Regions from separate parts of the Homo sapiens genome. Here region 1 is linked to region 2. Evidence: chromatin loops called from intact Hi-C (ENCODE). Cell type or tissue: GM12878. All regions are shown on one strand. Links, peaks and the distances in the headings refer to the core of each region. The heading gives the core; the rest is flanking DNA. Region 1 holds the start of LOC105376558 (a long non-coding RNA gene). Region 2 holds the start of RASSF10 (Ras association domain family member 10).

Evidence for each region. Hi-C counts contacts between places; a loop is a spot of excess contacts. Peaks named below come from ENCODE experiments on the same cell type or tissue, not always from the same donor. Only the 100,000 strongest peaks of a DNase experiment are listed, where the experiment ranks them.
Region 1: a loop joins it to region 2, with 8 times the contacts of the local background. A loop is called at or near these places in 4 of 110 quality-filtered maps.

What each region holds. Positions count from the first base shown.
Region 1 is chr11:13,104,956-13,120,460 of GRCh38, forward strand. It overlaps LOC105376558 (a long non-coding RNA gene), which reads right to left and starts at 8,026. Exons shown (of 3, transcript XR_931043.1): 1 at 7,617-8,026; 2 at 6,824-6,859; 3 at 6,548-6,665. It overlaps LOC124902635 (a long non-coding RNA gene), which reads left to right and starts at 10,120. Exons shown (of 2, transcript XR_007062599.1): 1 at 10,120-10,565; 2 at 10,884-11,144. RefSeq lists an enhancer at 6,275-6,775. In GM12878, for the core only: a CTCF peak has its summit at 10,133; a DNase peak (open chromatin) is centred at 7,896.
Region 2 is chr11:13,004,994-13,020,498 of GRCh38, forward strand. RASSF10 (Ras association domain family member 10) reads left to right here and starts at 4,323. Exons shown (of 1, transcript NM_001080521.3): 1 at 4,323-7,126. The coding sequence starts at 4,584. The coding sequence ends at 6,107. It overlaps RASSF10-DT (RASSF10 divergent transcript), which reads right to left and starts at 4,123. Exons shown (of 4, transcript NR_187419.1): 1 at 3,634-4,123. In GM12878, for the core only: a CTCF peak has its summit at 11,599 (motif pointing right); a DNase peak (open chromatin) is centred at 8,158.

The DNA.
Region 1 (15,505 bases), core at 3,145-11,144, 99 kb after region 2:
TCTAATTCGGGCAAAACTAGAGATGCAGAGAAAAATGAGAACCTGTTGGGGTTATTTTGGCCTATTGTTCCACACTACAGAGACATTAGATAACGACCTGATCCTGTACCTCTCCTACTCCGCCCCATCCCACGACCCTGGAAGGCATTGTTTGAGTGTTTTGTTTGCATTGTTCAGAGGTTCTCTTAATCTAGTTCAAATTTAAACCTTGATGAAAAAGACAGGTGCAGGCAGCTCTGTGGCTCTCAGTTATTGACCACTCTGTGCAAAAGCCCACACCATGCACACACGTCTTTGCACTGTCCACCATTTGTCCCCCACTTCCTCTTCCTCCCTGTCTGTCTTCCCCACTATTAATCCTTTGCTCCTATCCAGCTGGTCTCTGGATTATTCCCTGAACTTGCCTTGTGTTTTTCCACCTAAAAGCCTTTGTCCCCACCACCTGTCCCCATAAAATGTCCTCCCCACTTTTTTCCATCCAGCCAGATCAGATTCGTTTCACCCTCATTCAACGCCAACTGTTAGTTGGCACTGGGCCAGCACACGTTATCTCATCCTGCAAGGCCTAGCATACATTTATTCTTATCTGGGAAGCTTTCTGGGGCTACCCCAACTGGAAGTGACTACTTCCTCCTTTCTCTCACACTTATTGTCTGTACTGCTCATTTGGTGCTTAATACATCCTAGTACTTTACAATTAATCATTCACTTGCTCATTCATTCATTTAACAAGTATTTACTGAGTGATTATTATTTTGCAGACACTGTGGTAGATGCTGGAGAGATGCAGATGCAAAAGACACCCTGGTTGTCCCCTAGAAACTCACTCTAGTGGTCAAAATTGACACATCAGAAGCTGCTTGTCATAAAATGATGAGTATAGGTCACACTTCAGAAGTCCAGCAGTGGGGCTCCATGATGAATGAGTAAACAGTGGCTCTGTGAAGGTGGAGAGAAAGCGCATTTTCGGAAGGTAGAGGAAGAGCAGGTGCCCAGAGCTGAGGAGCATTGGAATAGGGCTACAAGCAGCACTTGCTGCTGGACCAGAGAATGTTGCCAAAGTATAGAATGTGCAAGATATCATTGGAGGACCTGGAGTTCCAGTCTTAGAGCTTGGCTTCATTCTGAGAGGCATGTTGTGCCATTGAGGGTTTTAAGCAAGGGATTGATTCAAGCTTTGTGGTTTAAGATCACTCTGGCTACTTTCTGAAGGGTGGATAAAACCAGGGAGAGATTTGAGGCAGGAAATTGTTAGGAGGCTGTGGCAATAACCCAAGGCAAGAGACATGAAGGTGGTAATCTCTGCCTGAGAAATGAAGAGACTCGATTTGAGAAATACACAGGATGTATAAAATTATACCGCAGTCACAGCTCTGGAGGCCCTCACAACCGAAAAGTGTGCATAAGTACAATTCAATGTATGGAACCTGTCAAGGATTAAAAAAGTGCTACCAGAGCACAGGAGAGATGGCAGATGACATTGTCTAAGAAATGTGGACCATGTCACGGACTTGTCATTCCTATAACATGGCTATTTATGCACATGTGTCAGACCTCTTCTCCTAGATTTTAGGCTCACTAAAGGCAGGGGACATGGAAAAGCTAAAGGACATCAGCTCTTGTCACAAGCAAGGCCTCTCTGCTCTCCACATTGTGGGTAGGGGTGTCCCAGGGAACTATGTTTGTAGCAGGCAGGTCAGGAGTTTCTGCAGCAAGGGCAGGGCAGGGAAAAAGCATCAAGACATGCTATGAACAGGCCACAGGGGTGATGTCCAGAGCACAGAATTGGAGCCAGGCTAGTCTAAGTTCACATTTCTGCTCCGCTGTCAGCCAGCTATGTGACCTTGGGCAAATAACTTAAGTCAAATTCAGTACTGAGTCAATTTCAGTATTATGTGAAAAATAAATGGAAATCTCTAGGCATGTACCTAGTACCTCTAGAGTACTCTTTGTTATAGATGTAGGTATCACTGATGTTGGCATCTCTTTTCTTATCCCTTCCCCTCACTAATCTGGGAGATCCCTGAGTGCAGCAGAGACTACATCTTACTCATATTTTACCCTCATTTTCTGCCACAGTACTTGCTGCACAGTAGCTGCTCAATCGATGTTTGTTGAATGAGTTCATATGAGCACTTACAATGTTACTTCTGAGCCCAGTAAAATTCCTTAATTTAGATTCACTGCCTACCCCTGAGATAGCACAGAAAAGAAACAAATTTGACAAAGACATTGTTCCTGCCCTCAAGGGGCAGAGATAATTTAAATCAAAGAAAAACTTTAGGTTCTTCAAGGCGCTGTCCTGTATGTTGTTCTCTGCCCACCTCATCTCTTCTCTTTCCTTTCCACACTGTGGTTATCTCATTCATTCACAAGACTTAAATCTATAGTTGATGATTTTCCAATGTATGTCTCCCACAGTGACCTCTCTCTGATCTAGATCAATATATCCAGCTGCCTACTTGACATTGCAAGTAGATTGACATTATCTACTTGCAATCTAATGTCTTAAATTGCACCTTGGACATTTCCACCTAGACTTGCTACTCCTCCAGCATGGCTTTTCTCACTGGGAGGCAGGTTCATCCACCAGATGAATGGTCCAAGCCATTCATCTGGGAGTAATCTTTAACACCTACCTCTCCCTCATGTCTACATCCGATAAAATTTCAGGCTCCCAAAGTAGATCTAGATCTAGGTTCCCTCCTCTTCTCCCGACTCCCACTGCCACCACCATCTCTCATGTGGAGATCATATGACCTCCTCTTGGTAGCCCCATTTTTACTTTTGCTTCTCTTTTTAGATAGTAGCCATAGAAGTATTTAAAACCATTATTCAGACCATAGTACTGATTTAAAAGCCTTTAATGATTTATCTTACAGTTGGGAAGAAATTCGAAATGCTTACCACGACCTGCTGGCCCCATGTGATTGGACTTCCTGCCACTCTCTTGCCTCCTCGCACTCCACTCTGCTTCTTCACTGTTTCAGCTATGCTAGCCTCCTTGTAGTTCTTCAGACACCCCATCCTCCTCTGGCCTTGTGGGTTTTGCATCCCCTGTTTTTCAGAGAAGGCCCTTGGCCCATCTCTTCTCTTAGGTAACTGACAACTCACTGATCCATTAAGCCTCAGCTGAAATGTTCATTCCTCTGGAAGGCCTTTCCTGGTCTCCCTTTCTAAACTAGATCCTTCTTTAAAGTACACATTCGAATTTTTTTATCCCTTGTTCCTTTATCGTACTTATAATTTGTATATGTATATGTTTTTGTGCAACTATTTTGTTTAGCATCTCTGCCCTCATTCTTACCCCAACATGTGCACACACATACACACCCAACTCTGTTGTTTACCATTGCATCTCCAGAGCCTAGCATAGAGCTTGGTCCATAGAACACAGTAGGTCTTTGTTGAATTAATATGTTCAAGGCTGTGAGGAAGAGACAAACATGGGCTGGGAGAGTTCAAAGGAGTTGAACCACCTCTGAATGGTGGTTCAGGCAAGGCTTCAAGGAAGATAAAGCATTTGGTGAAAGATTTGAAAATTGGGTGGAATGAAAAAGGCAGAGGGGAGTGGCACTGAAGGAGTGGGTGGAGGGAGGGGCTTTCCAGGTAGCTGGACAACCTGGCTGGAGAAAGCTGGGTGGTGTCTGAGAAACGATGAGTAACCGGGGTGTCTGGAATACAGGGCTTGTGGAGGGAAGAGGGCCAGAAAGGGCCTTACAAAAAGTAGCTTTTGGACCTATTCTTGAATCTCCAGGAGGTGATGATAGCAGGAGGAAGCAGACAAATCCCTAGGCAGATATTTCCCCAGTGAAACCTGACCTCCAAAACAAAGACAGTTTAAAGCTTGAAAGCCAAGCTACTAGTCTCAGATAAATCCACAGACCAGAAAAGAACCTCTCTTCCCATTTGGCACACTTTCCTCTGATTGATTCCCACCCATCACCTATTTTACAAGTACCTATCTTTCCCTAATTGGTTTTTTACACTGTTGTGCCCATCTTTGGGTGGTGCCTTAGTTTTAGCCTTTTTTGCATACTCACAAACCATTCAGCACGCACACCTGCATTCTGAGCCCATAAAAGCCCTGGACTCAGCCACACTTCAGGGGAACCACTCACCTTTGGGTTGGGGAGACTACCCACCTAGAGTCCCCTTTCTGCTAACAGCTGTTCTGTCACTCAATAAAACTCTTCTCCACCCTTCTCACTCTCTGGTTGTCCAAATAATCTCATTCTTCTTGGATATGGTACAAGAACTTGGGACCTGCTGGATGGCAGGTGCCAAAGGAGCTGCTGTAACACTGTAGCCATCCACCAACACTAGGCAGCCACCCTCAGCAATGGGAAGCAGCAGGAGGGCTGGAGCCATGGGGTACCTCCTGCGGTGAGCCCAGATCTGAGTGGGGCCCAGGCAGGGACAATGCAGGCTGCAGAGGTCTCTGTCTGGTGAAGCAGCACCAAGAAAAAAAAAAATCCTGCATCAGTGATAGATGGCCAAGAGGCTTCCCTGAACAAAGTGACTTTTCTCTTCCTGGAGTGTAGGTACCTGGTATATTTCACAAGCATATGTTTCCTTTAATAAGCTCCCACCCATGAGTTAGGGGACAATACACCCAATACTTTTCAACCTCTTCTGCCTCCTGTCCCACCCCTGCCCCAGGCACCTGGCTGGAAGGCTTGAGCCATTCCTATTAGGATTGGAAATGGAATGCTTCTGCTTCTGTCATGTCAATGGTTTAGTCTAGTTCCACATTAGAAAACTTGGGAATGTGGACAATTTATAGGGAAAAAGAAATTAGGACAGAATTCAAATAATTCCTCCATAGGCATTTGACTCATACTTGAATCATGTCCAGGTGTGGACCCTTTTGACTCACTGAGGCCACTAAAAAAATTCTTTCAGCTACACACATGACTTTCTGAGCCTGTGACCCTCTGTTGGAAACACATACAGGCTCCTCTATTCAATAGATTACAGTTTTAGCCTGGCATGGTGGCTCAAACCTATAATCCTAGCACTTTGGGAGGCCGAGGCAGGCAGATCACTTGAGATCAGGAGTTCGAGACCAGCCTGGCCAACATAGTGCAACCCCATCTCTACTAAAAATACAAAAATTAGCTGGGCATGGTGGCACACACCTGTAATCCCAGCTACTCAGGAGGCTGAGACAGGAGAATCGCTTGAACCTGGGAGGCAGACGTTGCAGTGAACTGAGATCATGCTATTGCACTCCAGTCTGGGCAACAGAGCAAGACTCCATATCTCAAAAAACAAAATAAATAAATAAATAGATTACAGTTTTAAAGGGAGTGCTTATCATCCACTCTGTCAGGTGCTTTCCATGAGTTACTTCATTAGTCCTCATACCCACCTCATACTCACTCATCAGGGAAGCAATCAGATTCATCTTCTAGATAAGAAAACTGAAGCTCAAAGAGATTAAGTAATTTGCCCAAGAGGTGAAGGCTGCTTTTGCATTGAGGTCTGTCTGGCCTAAAGCCTATACTTTCAGCAATTCTGCTATGTGACTTTTTCAAAGACAAGATATAGTGACTGGGTTTGGGGGAGCCATTAAGATCACTTAAAAAAAAAGCTTTACTTTAAAATAATTACAAATTCACAGAAAGTTGCAAAAAAAAAAAAAAAGTAGCCTTCATTCAATATCCCCAGTAGTAACATATTGCATAACTACAGCACAGCATCAAAACTAGGGAACTGACATTGGTACAATCCAGAGTTTATTTAGATTTCGCCAGTTTTACTATGAGAGTATTAGGGTTACTTTTAAAGTCAAATGAAGTTGGGAAGGGGCGGGACAAGAATTCACCTTTTGCAAGGTCCTTTGGAGTCCCGACTGCCCTAAATACTTTCACCCAAAGTCCTGGGTTACTTGAAACAGCAGCTCTGAAGAAGGAATGAATCAACAGATATAGAAATGTCCATTTTTGCTGTCATAGGTCGCAGGAAATGCTATATTCTCAAGGGAACTCATAGACTTTGTGTTTTTTAAATAGAGAGTGACCTGGTGAGAGTGCCTGAGTCTGCTTGTCTGGAGGCCTCTCAAATCCCTTGGGGCTACCTGAGGCCTGGCTCAGCCAAAATGCCTCTCTGCCCCCATTGTCTGTCTCCTGGCAGCTGGAGATAAGCGATAAGCCTGAGAGATGAAGCAGGATTGGAGTCTGAATCACTGCTTACCCATCAGGAGGTTTGAGGCTGTGAACCTGTCTGAATCACTGGCAGCCAACCAGGACAGTTTTATCTGGAAAAACTCTCCCCAGGACAGCCCCAGCCTGACTGAGGGAACAATGGCGGGAAATGGAGGCTCAGGCTTGGGTGTTAGGGCCCTGCCACCCACACTGCTTTGCACTGTTATTCCTGGCCAACGCAGAGATTTGCTGTCGCTCAGAGAGACACTGTGGGAAGAAGTGCAAATGAGGCTTGGAAATTAAAAGGAAGTGGTATGATGACAAAGAAAGTGATAGGAGATTGTTTTCCCAGCTTTAGAGATTTAATTATGAAAGATTCTGAGAACAGCCTCCCTGGATGTATAATGGTTGTTATCCCAGTAACTATGACAGTTCCTTGACCACCAGGCCAAATGTTGAAGCCACTTGGGGCTTAATTTTCTTGCCAAGATATTTCACTTCTGGATTTTAGAGATCCTGAAACACATGAGAAATTAGACCTTACAGTTAAGTAGACAAACATACATCACCCTTTGGTGTGGTCTTGGTCTTTGGCCCCTTTCCTTCTGTCATGTAAATCTAGTTACTCATCTTTAACCCTGGGACAGTGGGTGGGGGCAGAAAAAGTGTGATACCTTTCCTTCCCATAGTCAGGGCCATGGCCGATGCTCCTACAACAAAAAACGGGTTAACAAGAGAAAAGCGTGACAGATTTGCTTAATCAAAGTTTTATGTGATACAAGAGGATTCAGAAATGAAGACCCAAAGGCACCGTACTTTGGGGTATCGTGTTCTGAGCCCCGACAGTAGGCAATCTGCTTAGATTGACAGTTTGTTCTTAGTGTGCTCAGATTGGTTTCTAGAAATGACTGGTTGTTTTACCAAATGCTCAAAAGCTCTCAGTTATGGTTGTGTTCCCCCAAAATTCATAGTTGAAGCCCTAAGGTGCAGTGCCTTAGAATGCGACCTTATTTGGAAATAGGGTCAGTGCAGATGTAAGCACTCAAGATCAAGTCGTACTGGAGTAGGGTGGACCCCAATCCAATATGACTAGTATCTTTAGAAAAAGAGGGAATTTGGACACAAACACACACACACACACAAACAGACAGTGTTATGTGAAGATGAAGGCTGAGTGCACGGTGATGCTTCTACAAGCCAAAGAATGTCAAAGACTGCCAGAAAACCACCAGAAGCTAGGAGAGGGGCAACCCTGCTGACACCTTGATCTCAGACTTCTTGACTCCAGAACTGTGAGACAATAAACTTCTGTTGTTGAAACCACCGAGCTTGGTATTTTGTTAGGGACTTAATAGAATATCTTAAAATTTTTGTTTCAGAATCTTTCTCAGAATTGATTGCAAGACCACTGGTCTACTCTCTGTGAAACCCACCTCCTTTTCACTTTTAATATTAAATGGATCTTACCATATTTATCATCCCAAGATTTTTCTTTTCTCAATAATTCCTATAAGCAAGATCAAAACAACAAAAAATCAGTAAAATGTTTGCAAGCAATTGTGCTCAAATTAGTGCCAATTTCCTCTTTCTGAAAAACAAAAGCAAAAACAAAACAGAACTAAAGCCTGGCTGCACCCAACCTTTCTGACTGGCTCTTAGTTCAAATGGATGAGTAAATTGATGATGGCAAAATACTACCATGTTTTCAGCAGACATATTGCACCTGAACTGGGGATAAATGGCTTCTTTTTCTCAGAACTCGGGTGCATGCACAAGGAGGAGTCACACTAGAAACACTGCAGAACAACTGTTGCTGGCAGAAAGAGGACCTGAGAAAATGAAAGAAGCTAAGCCGGATGTGGTGGCTCACATCTGTAATCCCAGCACTTTGGGAGGCCGAGGTGGATAGATCACTTGAAGTCTGGATTTCGAGACCTGCCTGGCCAACATGGTGAAACTCCGTCTCTGCTAAAAATACAAAAATTAGCTGGGTGTGGTGGCACATGCCTGTAATCCCAGCTACTCAGGAGGCTGAGGCAGGAGAACTGCTTGAACCTGGGAGGCAGAGGTTGCAGTGAGCTGAGATCGTGCAATTGTACTCCAGCCTGGGCAAAGAGAGCGAAACTCCGTCTCAAAAAAACAAAAGACAATGAAAGAAGCTGTGTAAATAGGACCCGCAGCCCTGTTGGAGGGAGGGACCCTCTTGATGAATCTAACACAACAGCGCACTTCAGACAGAGACAACTGGGACACTGGGCTCCAGGGAGGCTTAGCAGAAATCTCTGTGACCCATGGGTCACTGGGACCTGGTGCACATGTCTCCCAGTCACAGGGACCTGGAACTTCTGCCCCAGCTCCAAACCCTACTTGCTCTGGAGTACTGGCTACTATAGACATAGGTCAATTAATCTTGATGACACAGTTTCAGAAGCCTCAGAATGTCTTCTCCTGTTTTGAGGTCCCCTTGGGGCCTCCTGTCGGAGTGTAGGCTAGAGCTTGGGCAGTTGGCTGCAAGGCTCAACAGAAGGGAAGGGAAGCGTTCATCAGGTTTCCCTCATCCCTTGCTTGGTCTTTGCAAGAGCCTCTGCCTTCCCTGCCTAAAAGTGGTTTTGTTCTAGGTGGGAGGAGAGAGAGGGTACGAGGTGTGGAGTATAGGCAGGGCAGTTTGCCGGGAGTCTGGGCCTGTATATTCCTACAAGCAGTACCAGGTTTAAAAGATCTGAGTGGGGTCCGGGCGCGGTGGCTCACGCCTGTAATCCCAGCACTTTGGGAGGCCGAGGCGGGCGGATCACGAGGTCAGGAGATCGAGACCATCCCGGCTAAAACGGTGAAACCCCATCTCTACTAAAAATACAAAAAATTAGCCGGGCGTAGTGGCGGGCGCCTGTAGTCCCAGCTACTTGGGAGGCTGAGGCAGGAGAATGGCGTGAACCCGGGAGGCGGAGCTTGCAGTGAGCCGAGATCCCGCCACTGCACTCCAGCCTGGGCGACAGAGCGAGACTCCGTCTCAAAAAAAAAAAAAAAAAAAAAAAGATCTGAGTGGGTTCTTCGAGGAACCAGCCAGAATTGGGCAGCTTCTGGTCCACACTGCAGCTGCCTCGACCCAACTTATCCATACTCTAACCCTCAGCTGACGCATTCTCTAAAGGGTACCCAGAAGGTAGGGAGGAAGAAGCAGATGGGGAGTGTCTGGGGAGCTGCCTGAGGATCCCAGATGCCAGGCACTCACCAAGTGGGGGACTGAGCTCCTTAAATGATGCCACCCCTTTGGGCCATAAATCCACTCACTGATCAAACAGGGCCCACCTTGGGGACATTCAGAAGCCCTTCTCTGTTTTCTTTCCCACCCTCATCACCTCCCCCAGAGTCACCTCAGTCTTCTGCTCCCCCTCTATTGTGCCTGGCCCCAGCTCTGTTTCAGGAAGGCATAGATTGTATCTACAGTTCCTGGGACCTCTAAGAAGAGGCTCTGGTCTTTCATAGTCTTCAGAATATGACATCCTAAAAACAAACCTTTCTCTTGCTAATATCAACTACTTCCTAGCTCAACTTGGATGACTTGTCTTGCCGACAAAGCCTGTTTGTTTAAGCAGCCACAAAAAAACCCAGGAAGAGGTGAGAAGAAAACTGTCCTGCCACAGCAGCATAGCAGAGAAGAAACCATCTGAGTCCAGCTGCACTCTAGGGTGAAGGGGAGAACCTTGCCAGAGGGTCAGGGTGCACACTCTCGCTGAACTTTCCTGGAAGGGGACACAAAGAGTTAAAGAAATGCATTTAAATGAGCACTGTAGCTTGAAACCAAAGCTCCCAGGCCTCTTTCAGAACCTGGAGCCAGGGAAGTGTCTATTGTCAACAAATGCCACCACCGGACCAATAGCAAGCCAGAGTGTGGCTCTGAGAGAGGGGCCTCTGGGTGTCACCAGGCAACAGGCACAAAGGAACCTGGATCAACTGCCCAGCAGATGATGACACTGCTCCACAGCTCCACCCACTGTCCCCCAGCAGCTTCTGCTCCAGCACAGCCAGGTGGGAGAACAACACGCTCCAGATACTCCCAAGATCAAATGACCATCAGTCTTGGGCTGTGGGGGGAAAGCAGGTGGTACAGAAAAGGCTTTATTTGGAAACTTTATTACAGTTTTTTGAAAAGGCTGGGCAGACGGCAAAGGTGAAGATTTGTAAGTAAAAAAGGAAGTGTTGCTGCAAACTAAAGCAAGACGCATATGTCTTTCTTCTGTTCATGTTCTTATAAGTCAAGAGATGGGCACAACCTGGTGGCTTTCCCTAGATGCTGAGTGAGAAGCTCTGGGCAAATTTTCTAAATTACACTGAAGGAGACTGTAAAGTGAAACCTAAGGATGCTTGTTTCTCATTGCCACAAAGTACACTCCCTTCAGGTCACAGAGCCAGAGGAGGGTAAGCAATCACCCATGCAAAGCCTTCTTATCTCAAACTAATGAAAAGTTGAAGAAATCCTTTCATTCCATCAGGCAGTTTTTCACTGAACCTTTACAGCAACGGCAGGGCCTGGGCTAGGTTCTGGGGCTGCAGAGATGAATTGCTCCCTTTCCCCTCAGGAGGTCTGGCCATTCCCAAATGTTCACTGTCTTATCCACCCTATAAGCCAAAGACTCTCAAGTTTATATTCCCAGCCCATTCCATACCCTCCTTTTCCAAAACACCAACCCAATGTATCAAATACTTTTCTATATATCTTCTCATGGGTTTCCACAGGCTCGCCAAGCTCAACATGCCCCAAGCTCAAGGATTCATCTCTCTATCGGCAAACCTGTTCTACTGCATGAGCTTTCCTCTGTGGGGGTCTTAGGGAATAACAGTACCTTTCCCCATTTTGTGGGTTGAATTGAAAGCTAAGAGAGAGGCCTGAAACAGATCCTTCCTTAGTGCCTTCAGAAGGTGCATGACTCTGCTGACACCTTGATTTTAAACTTCTGGCCTCCAGAACTGTGAAACAATAAATGACTGTTGTTCTAAGCCACGAGTGTGGTGTACTTTGTTATGACAGCCCTTGGAAACTAACACACTCCCATTAAACATTGTTCAAGAAAGGAGCCTGAGAGCTTCCACCCAGTCTTCCCCTCCATTGCCACCTCTATCCTTCACCTGCAGCCATAACCAATAAGCCACCAAACCCATCCATTTTACCTGCAGGATACCACTGCCAGTACCCATTTATCTTCATTCCCGCTGTACCCCTATGGAGCAGACCACCATCCCTTCTCATCAGTCTTTCCTAACTGCTGTCCCTGCCTCCAGTAATATCTCCTGCTTGTCTGTTCTTTGAGTTGCAGCCAGAATTATCTTTCAATGTGCGAATCTGAGATGCCATTTCCCTGCTTAAAACTTTTCAGAGGCTCCTCATTGCTCCTAGGAGGAAGTTTAGACTTCTCAAAGGGCTCAAAAGATGCAGAATAATGCAGTCCTTGGTCTCCTCTCTGCCCTCATCTCTTGCCAGACTCTTGACAGTATTATTCTCTGGTAATACTGGGCATCTCTCTCTCCTAAATGTAATGATATGTGAGGAATGTTTTCTCTTGCCACCAGCATTCCCATATGCCGTTCCTTCTGCCTGGGGCGTATTTCCCTGCACTCTTCATCTTCAGAACTGCTACTTCTCACAGTGCTTTGCAATTGCCTCTTGATCTGTTGGCATCCCACCCCAGATCCCAGCTCCTAGGGGAGAGAAGTCTTGTCTATCTTGCTCATGGGGGTATTTGCAGTGCCCAGCACAGTGTCTGGGATAGAATAGGTACCCAAGAATCATTTGTTGATGAACTGACTGATTGACTGACTGACTGAAATATGACTCCTGCCCCCAATGGGTTCAGCCCAGAGAGTAGACAGTAGTGTGGCAAAGCAGTTCAACAGCGCAGAAATAGGACTCAGATTCAGCTTGAGAACATTTCACATAGTTGACGAGCCTTCAAGTTGGGCCTTAAAAATGTGTAAGTGTAATAGGTTCATTGCCTGATGTGCATGGCAAGTCAATACACTGAGACCCTGGGTTGCAGCAGATAAAGAGGTTTACTTGTGAGGCTGCTGGACAAGATGATGGGAAGAAACCTCACATCTGCCTCCTTGAGGAGTTTGGGGCTAGGGTTTTTAAGAGTTTTGGAGTGGGCCGAAGTGTGGTGATTGTTGATCGGTAAGATTGCAGGCTGAAATCATGGAACAAGGAGATAAAGAAACCATATTCTCAGGCTGTTTTTATTCTTCTTTGGGGTCTTTAAACTGGATGATGTCAGCTGTTTCGCTGGAATTCCGGATGTGAAAAACATCTTAAGCAATTCCCAAATAAAAGCCTTAAGATACTAATATCAGAAACCCTATTTTTAGGAACAATAGGAATGCAAATGGTGAGTATCTAGTGTTATCTGGCTTTCAGCTATAAGGAAGTGTGTCAAAGTGCAGCATGATTAATGCTTAATTGTAACTATATTCTGTCCAGTTCTTGTTCATCCTGTGAGGACAGTTTCAGGTGAACAGGAATTGGCCAGAATAGAAAGGGAGCAGGGTGGAGAAGGCCATTTTACGCAAAGAAGATGCTGTGGATAAAGAAACATGTACGTTTGGGGGAATGGTGGGAATATTTTGTGTGCCTAGAGTATGGTCTGCAGAAATTGAGCTAATGTAGCCTGGGATTGAAATGTGAATCCTCCAAGGATTTTTTTTTTTTTTTTCATAAAAACCTCAATTACTTTCCCTCAACGTGAAACAGCATAAAGCAAGTTAGTGATTCCTTTTTATAATCAGGAGAGTGAAGACACACACTGAGTAGAAGCGTTGTTCTGTGATTGTTAGTCTTTTAAGACATAAGAATAATTTGTCTATATCCCCTGCGTAAAATTATTGCTTATCCTTGAGGGCAAGAATTAAACCACCCATTTGCCTTCTCTTTCTGAAGAAAACAAATTTGATTCCTTAACTGTGTTCTTACCAAATCCATTCCCTCACTCTGAAAACTTAATTCCCTGAGATCATTTTAATCTCTCTCTCTCTCTGTCTCTCTCTGTCTCTCTCTCTCTCTTCCTCACCCTGAACCCTATGGTCCAATTGCATGAACCAGAACTGAAGAGGAAACATAAAAGCAAGTGAGTCTTTCCTAAGATTGGTGAGGAGGACCTGTGGGCAGGCAGAGCAGGAAGAGTGATCTATCCCATAGGAATGTCTGCCAAGGTCCAGCAAACCTCGAGAGGAATCCAGGGGCACAGAAGTCACCACGTTGGTTGGAGGCAGGAGAGAACATCATTGGTCAGACAGCTCATCCATCTTGCACAGCAACAGTTAGTCTCAAAAGCCCTCAGAGGAGATAGGCATAGCCACTCCTGGAGGACTGCCGACTTATGTGGTGTGAAGCCTAAGGAGGGTGCACTGCTAAGAAAAGCCTGCACCACGCACCACCCTTGCGTCTATAGTCTGGAGGTGGTTTTGTGGTCAGAACATGGGTGGGCAGGAGCCTAAGCACAGGCACACATGCAACTTAAGCCTGAGGGCCAGCAGCAGCCCAGAGCCACGAAGTCACCCTTTGTGGTATAGGAGTGAGATTCACTCAGAATCAGCATGTTGGTAATGTTGTTGCAGCTCAATCTCACACAAAAGAAATGTTGTGCAAGCCAGCAGGAACAATCAGATTGCCAGGTCACTTTCCTGGAAAGGGGGCATCTGGTTGACTCCACGCATGGGGTAGTGGGTCAGAGAGTGACCCTGAGGGACGAAGCAAGGACAGGGCCCACACAGGTCCCATCTGGGATCACAGCTCTCCACTTAGGTAGCACTGCCAGCTCTGTCTGTTCCAAGCACCAGAAAGGCACTTAGAACATTTTGAGAAAGTGACTCTAATGTGTGTTTGTGGTGACCAGGGGTGGAGGGGCGGGGAGTTCTTCCATAGGTGGACCATAACTTGGAACCTAGGTACAAGGCAATATCACTTCCCGGCAGCAAAGGGCTGGGATGGAGAGCATATGGGGCAGAATCTGTTGAGCAGACCAGAATCAGGGAGAGACCAACTCTGGGGCAGGGCAGGACTTGGAAGAATAAATTGAAGATTAGGGTTATATATGTGTCTATTTCCTGCCCTACGCTGTGAGCTATAAATGGAGAGATCATGCCTTATGTCTTCTCTTAACCCTTTATGTCTTAACAATGCCTGTCTCCATGTGCATGCTGATAAATGAAAGGATAAAAAGATAAATGCCTGAAAAGTCCTGACTTTGCCTATTGAGATTGGCTCAGAATTTGGGACAGGCTTGATTGACCCTGCAGTTAGAACCATCAGCAGAACAACCTGCAAAAGGTAGAGAAAGTAGAAAGAGGAGGCAGATCTGAGAATAAATGTCCCCTTCTCCCACACCCCAGAAACATCTGATCACAGGTTTCACTCCCTCAGTGGTTGTGACTCAGTGTTGCCCTCCTGCCACCACCCTATTTTCTCAATAACAACAGCATTGCTCAGGGGCGACTCTGCCTCCCATCAGGACACAAAAGCTCCTATGTTTCCCATTGCACCCCATCACTGTCACAGCAAGTCACTGATGAACTGTGGAACAATCCAATGGGTCACTCTTGCTTTTTAAAATGGTTCCCTAGCCAGGCGTGGTGGCAGGCCCCTGTAATCCCAGCTACTTGGGAGGCTGAGGCAGGAGAATTGCTTGAACACGGAAGGCAGAGGTTGCAGTGAGCCAAGATCGCGCCACTGCACTCCAATCTGGGTGAAAGAGTGAGACTCCGTCTAAATAAATAAACAAATAAAATTAAAAATAAAAAAATAAATAAAATGGTTCCCAAGTGGGTCCTCCAACCAGCAATAGTAAATTCATCACCCATGTTGAGCCACTCCTGGGATCTATCAATTGCTGTTTGCAGTTACTCAAAATCTCTAGGTTCAAATAATTAACAGCTCCCTTGGAATGCTTACTTTTGCAAAATACTGCATGCTCATTTGAGCATAAAGAGGCTCCCTAGAGGAATATCAAAACTGCTTTTGAAAACTGGATAATTTATGGGTATGTTCATACCCTTCATTAAGCTCTAGGTGACAGCTTGATATGCAATTAACAAAGCAAAGCAAAACCTGGCCTCTGATCTGTTAAAAAGCATGCTGAACAGGCCTATCTCATGGATGGTGACTCTCAGCTGAGAGTGGTTTTTGGGAGGAGAGTGTCATTGGAGAGGAGATGCAGTAAATATGAAGGCAGCTGCTACCAGCTCTGTTGGGAAAATGAGATTTAAAGCCCAAAGCTGGTGTCAGGCTGGGGTGGATATCAGACACTATAGCTGGTTTTCGGGGGAAGCTAATGCCTTACTCTATGAAGTCCTTCTCTGAGTTGTAGGGTTAT
Region 2 (15,505 bases), core at 4,381-12,380:
GTTCATGAAAACCCATTTCCTCTTCTGAGATACTCATTGCAGTTCCTAGCCTCCTTGCCATTACTAGTGGCCGTGACTGGGTTCTAGCCAACGGGATATGAGCTCAATTTTCAGCCAATGCCTTAAAGAAGAGGGTGTGCCCCTCCATACTCTCTCCTCTTCCTCTGGCTTATATACATGATGACGAAGTCTAGAGGATTTTGGAGTCACGAGATGGAAGGAACCAGGAATAAGGCCACCTCCCAACCAGGACATCTTCTTTTGACTATTATCTGAGTGAAAAATAAATCTTTGTGATGTTTGAGCCATTATACAAGTTTGGCCCTGTTTGTTACTACAGCCTAGCCTAACTTAAGAAATCCACTGCTAAACCACACTAATCCTGGCTGTGACATCTCTAAGGTCAGGGACCATGTCTGTCCAGTTCATTCATGGATCCTCAACACATAGCCCAGGACATAGCATGCAGTAGGTACTTAATACAATTTCTTGACAACACTAGCTGTGTTTTATTGAGCATGTTTTATGTGCCAGTCACTGCACTAGATCTTTTATATATTGTGCATTATTTCATTTCATGTAATGACAACTCTATAAAGCAGGTTCCAATATTATACTTTTTTCCTCGTAAGAAGATTGAGGGTTGGAAAGCTTATAGCTGGTATTTGAAATGAGGCAGGGTGACTCCAAAACACACACTCTGAAACACCAGTACATGACCACATGCATACTCATTTCAGCATTTTAACTCAAGTATTTTCTCCCACCAAGAATGCCCTCAACCCCTCCTCCCCAATTATTGAAGCCTGCCTTCTGCATCCTTCCTAGCACCCATACAATCATTCTACCCTTTAATTAGTCCAGCAGGAATTTCATATATATCATTACTACAACAGGGATTCCATGTATTTGTCTGCTTCTAGAAATAAGTTATCTTGAGGGTAGCACAATATCTTAGACATTATTCATCTGAGTGTTCCTTAAAACATACGGGAAGATGGAGAACCTGCCATGTGCCAGGCACCCTAGGCACTGAGGACTAAACTGCAAATAGGACAGAGACAATCTTCTCTTTTGAAAAGCTCTATTCTTGTGGGAGTAAACAGACATAAAAAACGCATCACAGCACAATGTAACCTCCACATTAATAGACGCAGAAGAAGAGCGGGGAACCAGTTCTTTCTGGAGGAGGAAAGAAAGGACTCCCAGAGCAGGTGACATTTACCTGAGCTTCTGAAGAGTGAGTAGAAGTTCTCCAGTTGTTTAAGAGGAATCTCAATTAGTGGGAAAAGCATGTACAAAAGTGTGGATACATCAAGATGCAGGAGTTCTTCTGGATGGATGAGGTATTGGATTGCTAAAATGTAGGATTCCTTCATGGATTCATTAATTTATTCAACAGATACTGAGTAAACCTAGAATGTGTCAGGGATTGCACTAAATGTAAAGGATTCAAAAGTGAGCAAAACAGACATGATCCCTACCCTTGTGGAGCTTAGAATCCAGCAGGGATGGCAGCTGACTACAAAGCTCTAGCAATCCTGTGTGAGAGGAAAGGAAGAAGGGATAGCCCACATGTAAGTGAGAAGCTGGAGAAGTGGGCTGGTCCAGATTGCAAGAGACCTTTGACACCATTCTAGGGAGAAGGAAATCTCTCGTCAATCTATCACCAAGTCCTGCCTCTCCTGCCTCCTTGATAGCTCTCAATTGTGTCCAGTCTTCTCACCGCCACTATTCTCAGTATAGGTCATCATCTCTTCCTTGAATGAACGAGATAGTCTTCTAAAAGGCTTTCTTGCCTGTCATCCCCCACCCCCACCCATTGTCCTCAATGCAAACAGAGGGATCTTTAAAAAATCAAAATCTGTTCATGTTATGCCCTATGGTAGGCAGAATTCTAAGACAGCCCCATAATCTCCATCTTCCTGGGGGCTACTTTGGTGATTATATTACAGTACACAGCAAAAGGGGTTTTTCAGATATAGTTAAGGTTACTAATCAGTCAACCTTAAGACAGAGAAATTATCCAGGTAGGTTTGACTAATCAAGCACTTTAAAAGCAGAGTTTTCTCTAGCTAGTGGCAGAAGAGGATGGTAGATTGATTAGAAGCAAAGGAGGACTGGATGGATTTGACATGTGGTTGCTGACTTTAAAGTTGCAGGGAGGGGGGTGGATATCCTACAGAAAGGATCTGAGAGAGTTCTGTAGGAGCTGAGAGTGACCCTGGAGGACAGCCAACAAAAGAATGGGGACCTCAGACCTACAACTGAGAGGAACCAGATCATGCAAACAACCTGAATGGATTTGGAATTGGGTATTCCCCCAGAGCCTTCAGACAGGAACTTGAACCAGCCTATACCTTGCCTTTTGCCTCGGACATCCTGAGCAAAGTATGCAGCAGCCATGCCAAGTTGGACTTGTGATCTACAGAACAGTGAAGTAATAGATGGGTGTTGTTTTAAGTCACTAAGTTTGTGATAATTTGTTACATAACAATAGAAAACTAATATACCTCCGACCTTTCCAACCCCCCAATAAAACTACTGGGGATTTACCAGGCCCAGGCAGTTAATCGCTACACCAGTTCCATTAGGGAGGTATTTTTATTATCACCATTTCACAGACCAGGAAACTGAAGCTCAGAGAGATTAATACTTTTCCTAAGGTTATAGAGCTAGTACGTGGTGCTGAAATTTTTACTTGGCTGTTCTGACTCCAGATTTGCACTCTATGGGTTCTCATTGTCTTTAAGATAAATCCAAATACATAAGCATGGAATTAAAGGCCCTTCCTGATCCCATTCCTGTTCAATTATCCAACTTCAGTTTTAGGCACTCCTCTCAAATTCCTGACAGCCCCCATAACTAACATGCTCTTGATTCCTGACTGCACTACAATCCCTTCTAGAATGCTGCTTGTCCCTCCCCTCCATCTGCTTTCCTTTTGGCAGACTCTAATGGTCCTTTGGGTCTTGTCTAACACACCTCTTCTAGGGAAAGCCTTCCTTGCCCCTCCAAGATGGGTTGGATGCCACTCCAGGGTCCCCCAGAACCTCATGCTCTCCCTTATCAGAGGACACAGGACATTGTGTTGGGAATGTTTACTTGGCTGTGCCCTCCCACTAGACTGTGAACTCTTTGCAAGCCAGAACTGGCGATTAGTTCATTGTCAAATCCCTAGCGTAGGACCTGGAGCAGAGAGGTACTCAATAAATATTTGCTGAGTGAATCATTGAATGAACAAAAGTGCTTTAGCCAAGAGGCAATGGGGAGCCATCTAAGGTCTTGAAGAAAGGGAGTGAGCTTATTATTACACCTGTGCTCACAAGGACAAGTTCAGGGCAAACCTTGCACTCAGTGGACCATCCTCATCAGCAGTTAAGGATGAAACAAGTTCATTTGCATTGTGGCCTTGGGTTTCTTGCACTGTAAAGCTTGGCTGTTATCTCTTCTGGACCACATCTGAATATTAGAAAATGCCAGAAGCCTTCACAGTTTCCCCTTATGGAGGTGGAAAGCATAAAAATAGCTTGTGACTTGGGTCTGGGCCCTGAACTCCCACTAGAATGAGGAGCCCCTCTCCCAAAAAGGCTGTGGGAAGCTGAGGTGAAGGTGACGTGGAGACCCACTTACGTGACACTACAGGGAACGGGCAGCCGCCTCTGAAGGTCTGTCCCCCTCCAGCCCATACCGTTCCATGCCTGCACTTGCTCCCGGAGCACATTGCCGAATCTTGTTCTCCTTAGATATGCAAATATTGCTTCCTGTCGAGAAGGACTGGGAGGCCTTCCGCTTTAGAGGCAGCGCTTATAGCGCTAGCTGGTCGTGGAATGCGATTACAGCGTCTCCATTGGAGACCGCTGAGTGCCTCGGTTTCCCTGTCTGTGCAAAGTGCACTCCCCAGACGCCGCTGCCTCGAGGGACCAGGAAATGCGTCTGGGGGCGCCAGGAAAGATGAGAAGATAAAGTCACGATGCGTCCAGCTAGCTATAGACACAAGCAGAGGAGCCAGTAGGCCAAAGGAGACGCACAGCTGATCCGTGCCGAGGCGCGGGCTCCACTCCCTGAAGTGGAGGGACCCTTGAATCTTTCCTTGCGTAGGCGCGCGGCAGAGCAGCGATTTGGCGAAAAGGGCCGAGACTCAGGATGCCTGCAATGCGAGCGAGGGGCGGACAGGGCGCACGGGGCGCGGCAAGGCTGCGAGGGGCGGGCCTGGGCCCTGAGCCTCCTGCACTTCCAGCCACAGCTCTGGGCCTTGGGGGCGGGAAGGGGTGGAGCCACGTGGGGAGGAGCAAAACCCGGAGGTCCCGGGCACCTTGGGCAGAGCCAGAGCGGCGGGAGCCGGTCCTGGGCGCGTTGCCCCGGGAGCGCCCGTCGTCCGGGCAGAGCGCAGCCGCAACCGCGACCACAGCCGCAGTCGCTTTCCAGCCTGCCTTCGGTGCGCAGCGGGGGAACAGGGCTAGTGCAGCCGCCGGAGGGGGGCACGGGCTCCTCTCCCATCCCAGAGCTACTGGGCTGCCCTTGCTGTCCTCGCCGCCCCAGCAGACCCCGGCCGGACCTGCCACCTGCGCCCTGGTTGCGCCATGGATCCTTCGGAAAAGAAGATATCGGTGTGGATCTGCCAGGAAGAGAAGCTGGTGTCCGGCCTCTCCCGCCGCACCACTTGCTCCGACGTTGTGCGAGTGCTTTTGGAGGACGGCTGCCGGCGGCGACGGAGACAGCGGCGGAGCCGGCGGCTGGGGTCGGCCGGCGACCCGCATGGCCCGGGAGAGCTGCCCGAACCCCCGAACGAGGACGACGAGGACGACGACGAGGCGCTGCCGCAGGGCATGCTGTGCGGGCCCCCGCAGTGCTATTGCATCGTGGAGAAGTGGCGCGGCTTTGAGCGCATCCTCCCCAACAAGACGCGCATCTTGCGCCTCTGGGCTGCCTGGGGCGAAGAGCAAGAGAATGTGCGCTTCGTGCTAGTGCGCAGCGAGGCATCGCTGCCTAACGCCGGCCCCCGCAGCGCCGAGGCGCGCGTAGTGCTGAGCCGAGAGCGCCCCTGTCCGGCCCGCGGGGCCCCGGCGCGGCCCAGCCTGGCCATGACCCAGGAGAAACAGCGGCGAGTGGTGCGCAAGGCCTTTCGCAAACTGGCCAAGCTCAACCGGCGGCGCCAGCAGCAGACACCGTCGTCCTGTTCGTCCACTTCGTCGTCCACTGCCTCGTCCTGCTCTTCGTCGCCGCGGACCCACGAGAGCGCGTCGGTGGAGCGCATGGAGACGCTGGTGCATCTGGTGCTTTCCCAGGACCACACAATTCGCCAGCAGGTGCAGCGGCTCCACGAGCTGGACCGCGAGATCGATCACTACGAGGCCAAGGTGCACCTGGACCGCATGCGGCGTCACGGGGTCAACTACGTGCAGGACACTTACTTGGTTGGGGCAGGCATCGAGCTCGACGGGTCCAGACCGGGAGAGGAGCCAGAAGAGGTGGCGGCGGAGGCGGAGGAGGCGGCGGCGGCGCCCCCTCTAGCCGGCGAGGCGCAGGCGGCGGCGCTGGAGGAGCTGGCCCGGCGCTGCGACGACTTGCTGCGGCTTCAGGAGCAACGGGTTCAGCAGGAGGAGTTGCTGGAGCGCCTTTCAGCCGAGATTCAGGAGGAACTCAACCAGAGGTGGATGCGACGGCGCCAGGAGGAGCTGGCGGCGCGGGAGGAGCCCCTGGAGCCCGACGGTGGCCCCGACGGCGAGCTGCTGCTGGAGCAGGAACGGGTCAGGACGCAGCTCAGTACCAGCCTTTACATTGGGCTGCGGCTCAACACGGACCTAGAGGCCGTCAAGTCGGACTTGGATTACAGCCAGCAGCAATGGGACAGCAAGAAGCGCGAGCTACAGGGCCTTCTGCAAACTTTGCACACTTTGGAGCTGACGGTGGCACCGGATGGGGCTCCTGGCTCTGGCAGTCCCTCGCGGGAACCTGGGCCTCAAGCCTGCGCCGACATGTGGGTGGACCAGGCCCGTGGACTGGCCAAGAGCGGTCCTGGCAACGACGAAGACTCGGATACGGGACTGAGCTCTATGCATAGCCAAGACTCGGACTCCTTGCCCATGTGCGAATCCCTTGTGTAGGGGTGGGGGGCGGGGGGCGGGGGGCGGGAACAGGGGGATTCTTTTTTCTTGCAGAATGCAGTGGGCCAGCCGGCTCGCGGACTTGAAACCAGGCTGTTGCGAGCCCAGAGCTCCGGCTGGGCAGCAGCGCTCTGCGCAGCCTCGCGCTCATCTGGCTCCGGGGTGAGTGCAGAGCAGGGTGAGGGTAGAAGAAGTAGGATCCTCAATACAAGCTCATTAAAGAGAGGGAAGGAGGGAGGAGGCAAGAACCCCCTATACTGGAAAACAAACAACCCAAGGAAATTGACGTGGTCCGAGCCCATTTTCAAAGTAAGGAAGTATAATGGAGATTTCGCTACTCTTCTGTATGGGAAGGACTGATGGCAGCTAGAACTTTAGTTTGTGGTATGAAGTGCTTTAAAAGAAACACTTGGATGAAAAGGAAATTCCTTGAATGTTAATTGTGACTGTAAACGTGTTAAAACTAGCCAAAGAGGACGCACTGGTGTCGGTCTCTGCCTTTCTTACCTCTTTGATAAAACCCATAGGCACCAAAATCCTGGCTGTTTACATTTCTGCAGATTTGGGAATTACCCATCTGCTAAATCATTTGTCTTTTATTTTCTTTCAAAGGCTAAACTGTATCGAAGTCTAACCCTGTATTTCCTCCTAGTAAACACAATAGATGTTAAAAGGGAATTCTTTTCCCAAAATAACCTTTTATTATTACAAAAGCCAAACATAATCATTTGAGATATAAAATCCTGGCAAACATAATCGTGGTTAAAATTTAATCTGGGCCCTTTGGGATCTGTCCCTTCAAAGGCAGGTGAGTTGCCCTTTAATTCGTATTGCCACTTCATTGACTCAATCACTGTTATTTCAGAAAAAAATAAAAGGAAGTAGCAGAATTCAAGTTACGCAAAACAAAACTTGCTGTCTAACAAGCACTCTTTGAAAGCAAAGATGTTTTAGTGTTCAGCTTTTAAATTGAGCTATGTGATTAAAACCAACCATGACCTTAACGGATTTTACCCAAACTCGTCTAACTTCAGTATGTTTTGTCAGAGATTAATCAGTTACTTGTTCAAACTTAAATTGAGATAGTGTAAATATCAGGGTTTCCTAGATAAGGACAGAAAAGAAAAAAATAAAACAATCTCATAGTACTCCTTGGGTGAACAATGTGATTAACGATGGCACGTAGTCATGGAAAAAAAGATAAAAAGTGAGTTAAGAACTTGAATTACTCTTGTCTGGCACACGCCTATGCACATGCCAGGAGATGCAAGTGCAACACCATCTCAGTAGCTGGCGACAGAGCTGGTGGGGACTCCATGTAATTGTTCCAGTTGTTTCAATTAAAACTTATCAGTTGTAGCTAGTTGTTGGCCCCGCGGAAGGAGCCTGCTGGCCGATTTCCCTCTGCAGCTCAGTACTTCTGAGGAATGTGGGATCTAATCTGTCCTGAGAAGGTTATTAACAATGGGGCATGTGTGTGGTACCAGCATGGTGCAGAAGCCTCTTATCAACCTACTCTTGAGGGGCTGGCTCCAGTTTCAACACTACATGTGAAGATAACTTAAGAGGTCTTGCTTTATACAGAAGTTCCTTCCCTTGCAGAGATTCTCTATCTGCTTGTTGCCAATGGGAGCCTGCCCTTATGACCTCCTCAAACCACTGTTTGTGCTGTCTCCTTTTTAGAGACAGCACCCCCCACCCGCCCCGCACTACCACCACCACTGCCCTGGTATTACAACATGTGTGCCTGTTTGCAGATTTTCAAGTAAAAATGGGAATTTAAAGGCCATTTTCTTAATTGATGTTTTCAAAAGACATTAGCTGGCATAACTATGGTTTTTTAGTTTCATCTGATGCAGGAAATGTCTATGCATTTGGTCTTGAACATGATAAAAATGAGGAAGGGACTGAAAAAAACCCACCATCCCCAGACAATCATTTGATCCCATAAACACGAAACCTAATGATAGCTTTCATTTTGAGGCAGAGGTAAAATCCTCATTAGAGTGTGACAAAATGCTACTTGTCTGAATGGTTTATGCTGACAATGGGCTGACCTGGTGGTTTTAAAATTATTGTGCTGTTTTTCCCCCTCAGGGTGGTAGGGGAGTGATTCTTGGACGTTTATTAACTCAAAAAGAACGCAGAAGTTGGCAGAACAGAACTGCCTGGAAGAAAGGGGCTGTTTTCCTTTTCACTATTATTATTTTAAACTTTGATGGGCTGCTGACGTCAGCAAATATGCTTGACGCCTGTAAAGCAAATAAGCCACATCACAAGCAGAAAGCCTGTGGGATTTTCTGGTGCCCTATTTCTAGAACCTTCCCTGTTCTGACCATTTGAAGGTGCTTATTTAGTCAACCGTTCAGGCAGCTGCGAGGCTTTATTGATAACAAATGGCAGCCTATTTGGCCCATTTTTTTTCTTTTATCCAAATCAATTATATTCCTAAAAGGCACTCTCTGTGAGTAGAAGAAAGGAGTGTGTAGAACAGGCTGACGTGGGGGAGCGGGGAGGAAGGAGACAATAGTTCTTTTTACTAAGAGCTTTCGCAAGCCTGAGAAAGGTGAAATAAAGGTATAAAAAGCACCAAAACAGTGCCTGTGCATAGGAAGTGCTTAATAAATGCTAAATACTTCAAGTTTTAATTCACATTTATGGTCACCATGGCATTAAGAATGAGAATAAATGCATGACAGGGAATGTACCAATGTCAGGATTTCAGCGCCCCTGGGAAAATTAACTCAGCTCCTATTCTCCAGCTCTAATGGAAATCCTGGGCAGAAACCAGCAAACTTAAGAAGGGTATGAAATGTAGGTCCCTTACCAGTCAGCCCCACCCTTTTTTTTTTTTTTTGGTAACTGAGATAATTTATTGTATTTTTGATCTGAGTTATCCTAGTCTCAGCCATCTCCCAAACCAAAAGATTCCATATGGCATCTTTATGTTTGTTTATTTCCTTATAAAGTGTGTTTATTTTTTGCTGATTAGAAAAGTTGTGTACACGATAGTCCTTACGATGAACCTGAAAATAACATAAAAAGGCAAGAAAAGTCACTCTAAATCTCTGTACCAAAAACCTGTCACTACCAAGATTGGTATATTTACTTCCAAACCTTTTGAATTGTGCAGATTTCATATTTGCTTCTGTATTTAAAAATATATAATTTTGATAAGATTGTATATACATGTTTATACTCAGGTTTGACAGACTCCCTGTAAACAGATCTACCCATCTGGTGGATATACCATAGTTTACAGAACTGCGCATGTTATCAGTTTGTTTCCCATACTTTTTTTTACTGTTATAAAATAACACCGTAATAAGTTTCTCTGTGCATGTATCTGTTTACCTAATTAGACTCCCACCCTCCCCACAATAAGATAGGTTTCCAGAAAGAGAATTCTCAGGTCAGAGTACAAACATTTAGAGGCTTGATACTCACTGCCAAATTGCTTTTCAAAAGATTTGTTCTAATTACAATCAGCTATGCATGAGCATGCCTGTTTCACTACAGCTTAGCTTTCATTAGATATTATATTTTGTTAGGAAAATATTTTAATCAAAATTTACTAATTAATTCTTCGTGGCCTCAGGAAGCCAAAGCTGACAATCACTGACTTAAAATATTCTTACAACAGCAAGGGTGGGCCCGTGGATCAGAAGTGTTAGTTAAGAGGGTGTGGTGTTTTCTCTCCTTTCCATTTTTTTTCCTTCCCTGAGTATTTGCTTAAGGTAATATTAATAGAATTTTATCTCATATCAGAATTGGTCAATGATCTGAGAACAGAAGGGACAGAAACTCTACAGAAGCAGGGCTAAGGAGATAACAAATTGAATCAGAGTTATAAAAAGAAAATATTCGTTATCTTTTTCATCTTGAGTCTAGTGGAAAAGGCTATTCTTAGAAAGCAATGCCATGAAACATATTTGATTTTGTGCTTCTCCATACCCACCTCTAGCAAAAATTAAATCAAATGAAACACATAAACCAAGTTGTTTATAAGTAGTCTGTAATGAACAGTTTAGATTTTTCTAGGAATTTCTTTCTAAATATGATATGCACTTGAGGTTGTTCTTAATATCTTGAAAAGAGAAGATTTGATTATGACAATCTGTGAAATTTCCATTGTGAAAATGCTTGCGAAATTTGTTTTCCCAAGCAGAAAAGAAGGAAGATGAGGAGAAATCAAGTTTTGTTGAGTTTTTTTGAAATGCCAGATCCTCGTGTTTTTTCACATGTATTTTCTCTGCATTAATCTTGTGAGATAGAACGTTTTAATCTCCAATGTTTACAGATAAAGGAACTAAAGCCATTCAGTTCATAAGTAAGAGATGCGGGATTCCAACCCAAGCCTGACCACAAAACCTGTGCCTTGTTGCTACACACACCTGATGCATTACGCACAGTAAGTGTTCAGCACATCCAGAAGAAAAAGTCCCCGGGACTCCAGAGCGTTGCCATTGGAAAGGCTTCAGAGATGATCAAAGTCTTGTCCAGGTATTTCTACCAGGAAAGTGGAGTACTTTTCGGAAGATCACACTTTTGCTAAATCTACTAGGTGAAGATTTAGTAAAATACAGAGGAGGGGAAATTCTTATGTAAATATTTGGGTGGCTGTCTGGGAGAATGAAAAAAAATTCTTAAAAAACGAATACTCCCTGTGTTAGCTTGGAGGTTTTGACTGAATGCCCCATGGACTGTTGTTGCTCTACAAAGCGCAGGTGCATAGTCAGTCAACAACGTGGACTCCTCAGCCATCAGGGAAGACAGCTGTGTGCTAGTCAGACTCACATCTGGAAGGTGGTACCAACCATGACCGTGCTGGTGGGAGCTGTCCCCAGCACTTTTAACAGGCTTTATTTCTGTTTGAGCCTCTGGGTACATGAGGATGTGGGAGGAGTCGAAGGAGGGAGTGCCAGGCTTTCCAAGGATCTTTGTGTGTGGCATTAGGTATGCACACCTGGCTGAATGCATCTTTGGCCACAATGACCCCATCGTGCTCATGGAGACCTTGCATGGATTGCTTTGAAGGCCTGCTTCCCCCAGCCTCTCCCCTTCTCATCCATTCCCATGCAAATCTCCTGTTTCAGACACTTCTAGGATTTCCCATAGCTTTCAAGATAAAATCCACATTTCTTAGCAGGTTTGTGAAGGTTGTTGGTTTTCCAGCTCAAGATCCCTCCTTTAGGTCCACCCTCCCCAACTTAAGACCACGGAATTGAGTTGATCCTATTTCTTCATTCAGGTCACACTATCATCCTCCTTTTATGCATGTGCCCTTTTCTATCTTCATTTTACTTCATGTTCTCCTCCCTCCCCATTCCCACTCCCATTTCCCTCCTTGCTCTTATGATAGGCCCCTATTCCAATGTATTAATTTACAACCTTCCAAACCATCTTATATATTCAAGGCTGCCATGTTGCATACCCTCAAGGGGCACCATTCATGTTGTATTCTGGCATCTTTCCCCAGAGGGCACCATTTGCATGGAAAACTGTGTGAATGGTAACCCTGAGGCTGAGCAATGTGCCAGCACAGTTCATATGGTTGTGTATGTATATGTATCCTTGACAGTAGACTGAAACTGTCTGTATGCTTGTGTTTAATATATATGACTTTATTGAGCTATAAAATTTATTATGTTTCTTTCTTTTTCACATGACATTATGTTTGTGCAAGCATTCTGCATTGGTATATGCAAATTTAGACCATTATTTTTTTACCTGCATGGTATTCTGTCTCTTTCTGTATTTCCTTAGTGAGTGATATCTAGGTCGTCACCAATTCCTTGCTATCTCAAACAAGGTGTCGATTAACACAGATAGAAATCGGTGGACATATGTGAGTGCTGAACTGCAGGATTGCTCTGCCAAATTGCTATACCCGGTTAGGCTCTTACTAGGAGTGAAGATTTCCATATTCCCCACAAGCACTTGATATTGATCAACCTTCTACTATTTGCAAATCTGTTTTAATTTGCATTTCTTTAAAATCTAGTAAAGTTAAGCTTCATCTGCTTATTATTCTTTAGGTCCCCCTTTTGTTAATTGCCTATGTTGTTATTGACCATTTTTCCTTTGGTTTCACTTTTCTGGCAGATTTTCAGAAGTTCCTTACATATTCTGAACATTACTTTCTTTTAACCTTAGAGCTAGTGTGAATATCTTCTATCTGTCCTCCATCTCTAACTGTGTCCCTGGTATCTGTTGTTGAAAATGTCTTTACTTTTAATGTAGTCAAATTTAGCATCCACCTCCCCTGTGGCTTGTGGTTTGGGGTTCTTGTTTAAGTAATGAAGTCACAAAAATATGGTTCTATATATTTTCTTCTACTAGCCTCATACTTTCTCTCTCTCTCTCTCTCTCTCTTTAGTTCTTTCTTCCTCTATCCCTCCTTTCTTCCTTCCCCCTTATTTCTTCTTCACAGATAAAGTGAAATACTTCTGTGGAAATAATCTTTATCTTATCAAGTTTTACCCTAAAGAATAGTTTAAATCCTGATTATCCTGAAATGTAGACTAAATTTTTGTATTTTTGGTAAAGACAGGGTTTTGCCATGTTGGCCAGGCTGGTCTCGAACTCCTGGCCTCAAGGGATCTGCCCGTTTTGGACTCTTACAGTGCTGGGATTACAAGCAAGAGCCACTGTGCCCAGCCTAACTTTCTTTTTCTTTTTTTCTTTTTTTGACAGTCTTGCTCTGTTGCCCAGGCTGGAGTGCAGTGGCATGATCTCGGCTCACTGCAAGCTCCACCTCCCAGGTTCATGGCATTCTCCTGCCTCAGCCTCCCAAGTAGCTGGGACTACAGGCGCCCGCCACCATGCCTGGCTAATTTTTTTGTATTTTTAGGAGAGACAGGGTTTCATTGTGTTAACCAGGACAGTCTCGATCTCCTGACCTTGTGATCCGCCTGCCTCGGCCTCCCCAAGTGCTGAGATTACAGGCGTGAGCCACCGTGCCCGGCCCCAGCCTAACTTTCTTACATTTTATTTTTATTTACCAGTGTTCAAAATAATGGGGTTGTCCACTAGCATTCTCCAAAGGTGACTAATAGTTCTTCTTGTTTGTTCATTTTTTTAGGATAATTATAAAATTTTAAATTTAAAGTATTTCATTTTTTTCAAACCATTGTGGTTATTAATATTACTGATGCTCCGTTTACCTATGTAACAAACTTGTACATCCTCTACAGGTTCCCTGGAGCTTAAAATAAAAGTTGAAGAAAAAAATGCTGATGCTCAAATTGTCCCCTCTTTAGCTACTGGGAGCCTTTTCAGGTCAGCTTCTGAATTCTTTTCACACAATTTTCATAGTCTTTGATAGCGTTCTTTGCTCTCTAGTAGGTCAAACTATTTCAGGCTCCTACTATTCATTTTCTGTGCCAGTCCTGCAATCAACCATCACTATAAGGAGTCCTGATTCCTTTTAGTGGGAAATGATATTTAGAAGCCACAATCTGGATGCTAGGGGTCTAGGTTAGTGATTGCTTTTAGGACTTTTCAGAGTCAACGTGTAGAAAATATGTTTTTGTTTTATTATTATTCTTTTGCTTGGTTTTTGTTTTGTTTTCTATTATTTTTAAAATTGTGGTGTAATATATATAACATAAAATTAATCATTTAAACAATTTTTAGGGATGGGCATGGTGGCTCACACCTGTAGTCCCAGCACTTTGGGAGGCCAAGGAGGGCAGGTTGTTTGAGCCTGGGAACTCAAGACCAGCCTGGGCAACATGGCGAAACCCTATCTCTACTAAAAATACAAAAAATTAGCTGGGTGTGGTTGTGCATGCCTGTAGTCCCAGTTACTTGGGAGGCTTAGGTGGGAGGATCGCTTGAGCCCAGGAGGCAGAGGTTGCAGTAACCTGAGATCATGCCACTGTGCTCCAGCCTGGGCAACAGAGTGAGATCTTGTCTTAAAATTTTTTTTAAGTGTACAGTTCATTGGCATTAAGTACATTCACAGTGCTTTGCAATCATCACCACTATCCATTTCCAGAAATTTTTCATCTCAAACAGAAACTCTGTATCCATTAAACAATAACTCCCAGTTCTTTCCTTCTCCCAGCCCCTGGTGACCTGTATTATCTTTGTAAAGAATGCCTATTTGAGCCATTTCACCATTTAGAATTGGGTTTTTGAGGGGGATGGGAATTGTTGAGTTGGAGTTCTTTATTTACTTTGGATATTAATTACTTATCAGATATGTTATTTGCAAATATTTTCTCTCATTCCATTGTTTGCCATTATTGAGTGTCTGTATTAGTCTGTTTTCATGCTGCCGATAAACACATACCCCAAACTGGGGAATTTATAAAGGAAACTTTAATTGACTCACAGTTCTACATGGCTGGGGAGCCCTCACAACCATGGCAGAAGAGCAAAGGTTGTCTTACGTGGTGGCAGGCAAGAAGAGAGCTTGTGCAGGGGAATTCCTCTATATAAAACCACCAGATCACATGAGACCTTTATTCACTATTATGAGAACGGCATCGGAAAGACCCACCCCTGTGATTCAATTACTTCCCACTAGATTCCTCCCATAATATGTGGGAATTGTGGGAGCTACAATTCAAGATGAGATTTGGGTTGGGGACACAGCCAAACCATATCAGGGTCTTTGATGCGCAAACAGTTTTAAAATTTTGATGAAGTCCAACTTATTTATTATTCTCTTTGTTGTCTGTGCTTTTGGTGTCATATCCAAGAAATCCTTACCAAATCCAACATCATAAAACGTTCTCCCTGGGTTTTCTTCCAAGCATTTTATAATTTTAACCCTTTTGTGTTTAGGTCTTTAATCCATTTTTAGTTAATTTTTGTAGATGGTAGAAGGTAAGATTTCAACTTTATTCTTTTGCATATGGATATTTAGTTTTCCCAGAACCATTTGTTGAAATTGTTATCCTTTCCCTATTAAATGGTCTTGGCACACTTGTCAAAAATTAATTGACCACACATGCAAAGGTTTATTTCTGAGTTCTCTGTTCTGTTCCATTTGTCTATACATCTTTCCTTAGTCTAGTTCCACAATGGTTTAATTGCTATAGATTTGTAGTAAAATTTGAAATCAGGAAATGTGAGTTTTCTGTATTTTATCCTTCTTTTAAAAAATCATTTTGGCTATTTTTTGGAAGTACCATATGACTTTTAGGATGAGTTTTTCTGTTTCTGCAAAAAAAAAAAAAAAAAAAAAAAAGCCAGTGGAATTTTGATAGGGATTGCAGTGAGTCTTTAGATACCTTTGGATTGTATTGTCATATTAAGAACATTGTCTTCTAATGAATGAACATGAGATGTCTTTCCATTTATTTATGTCTTCTTTAATTGCTTTCAGAAATGTTTTATAGTTTTCAGTGTCCAAGTCTTTTGCCTCATTGTTAGAATTATTCCTA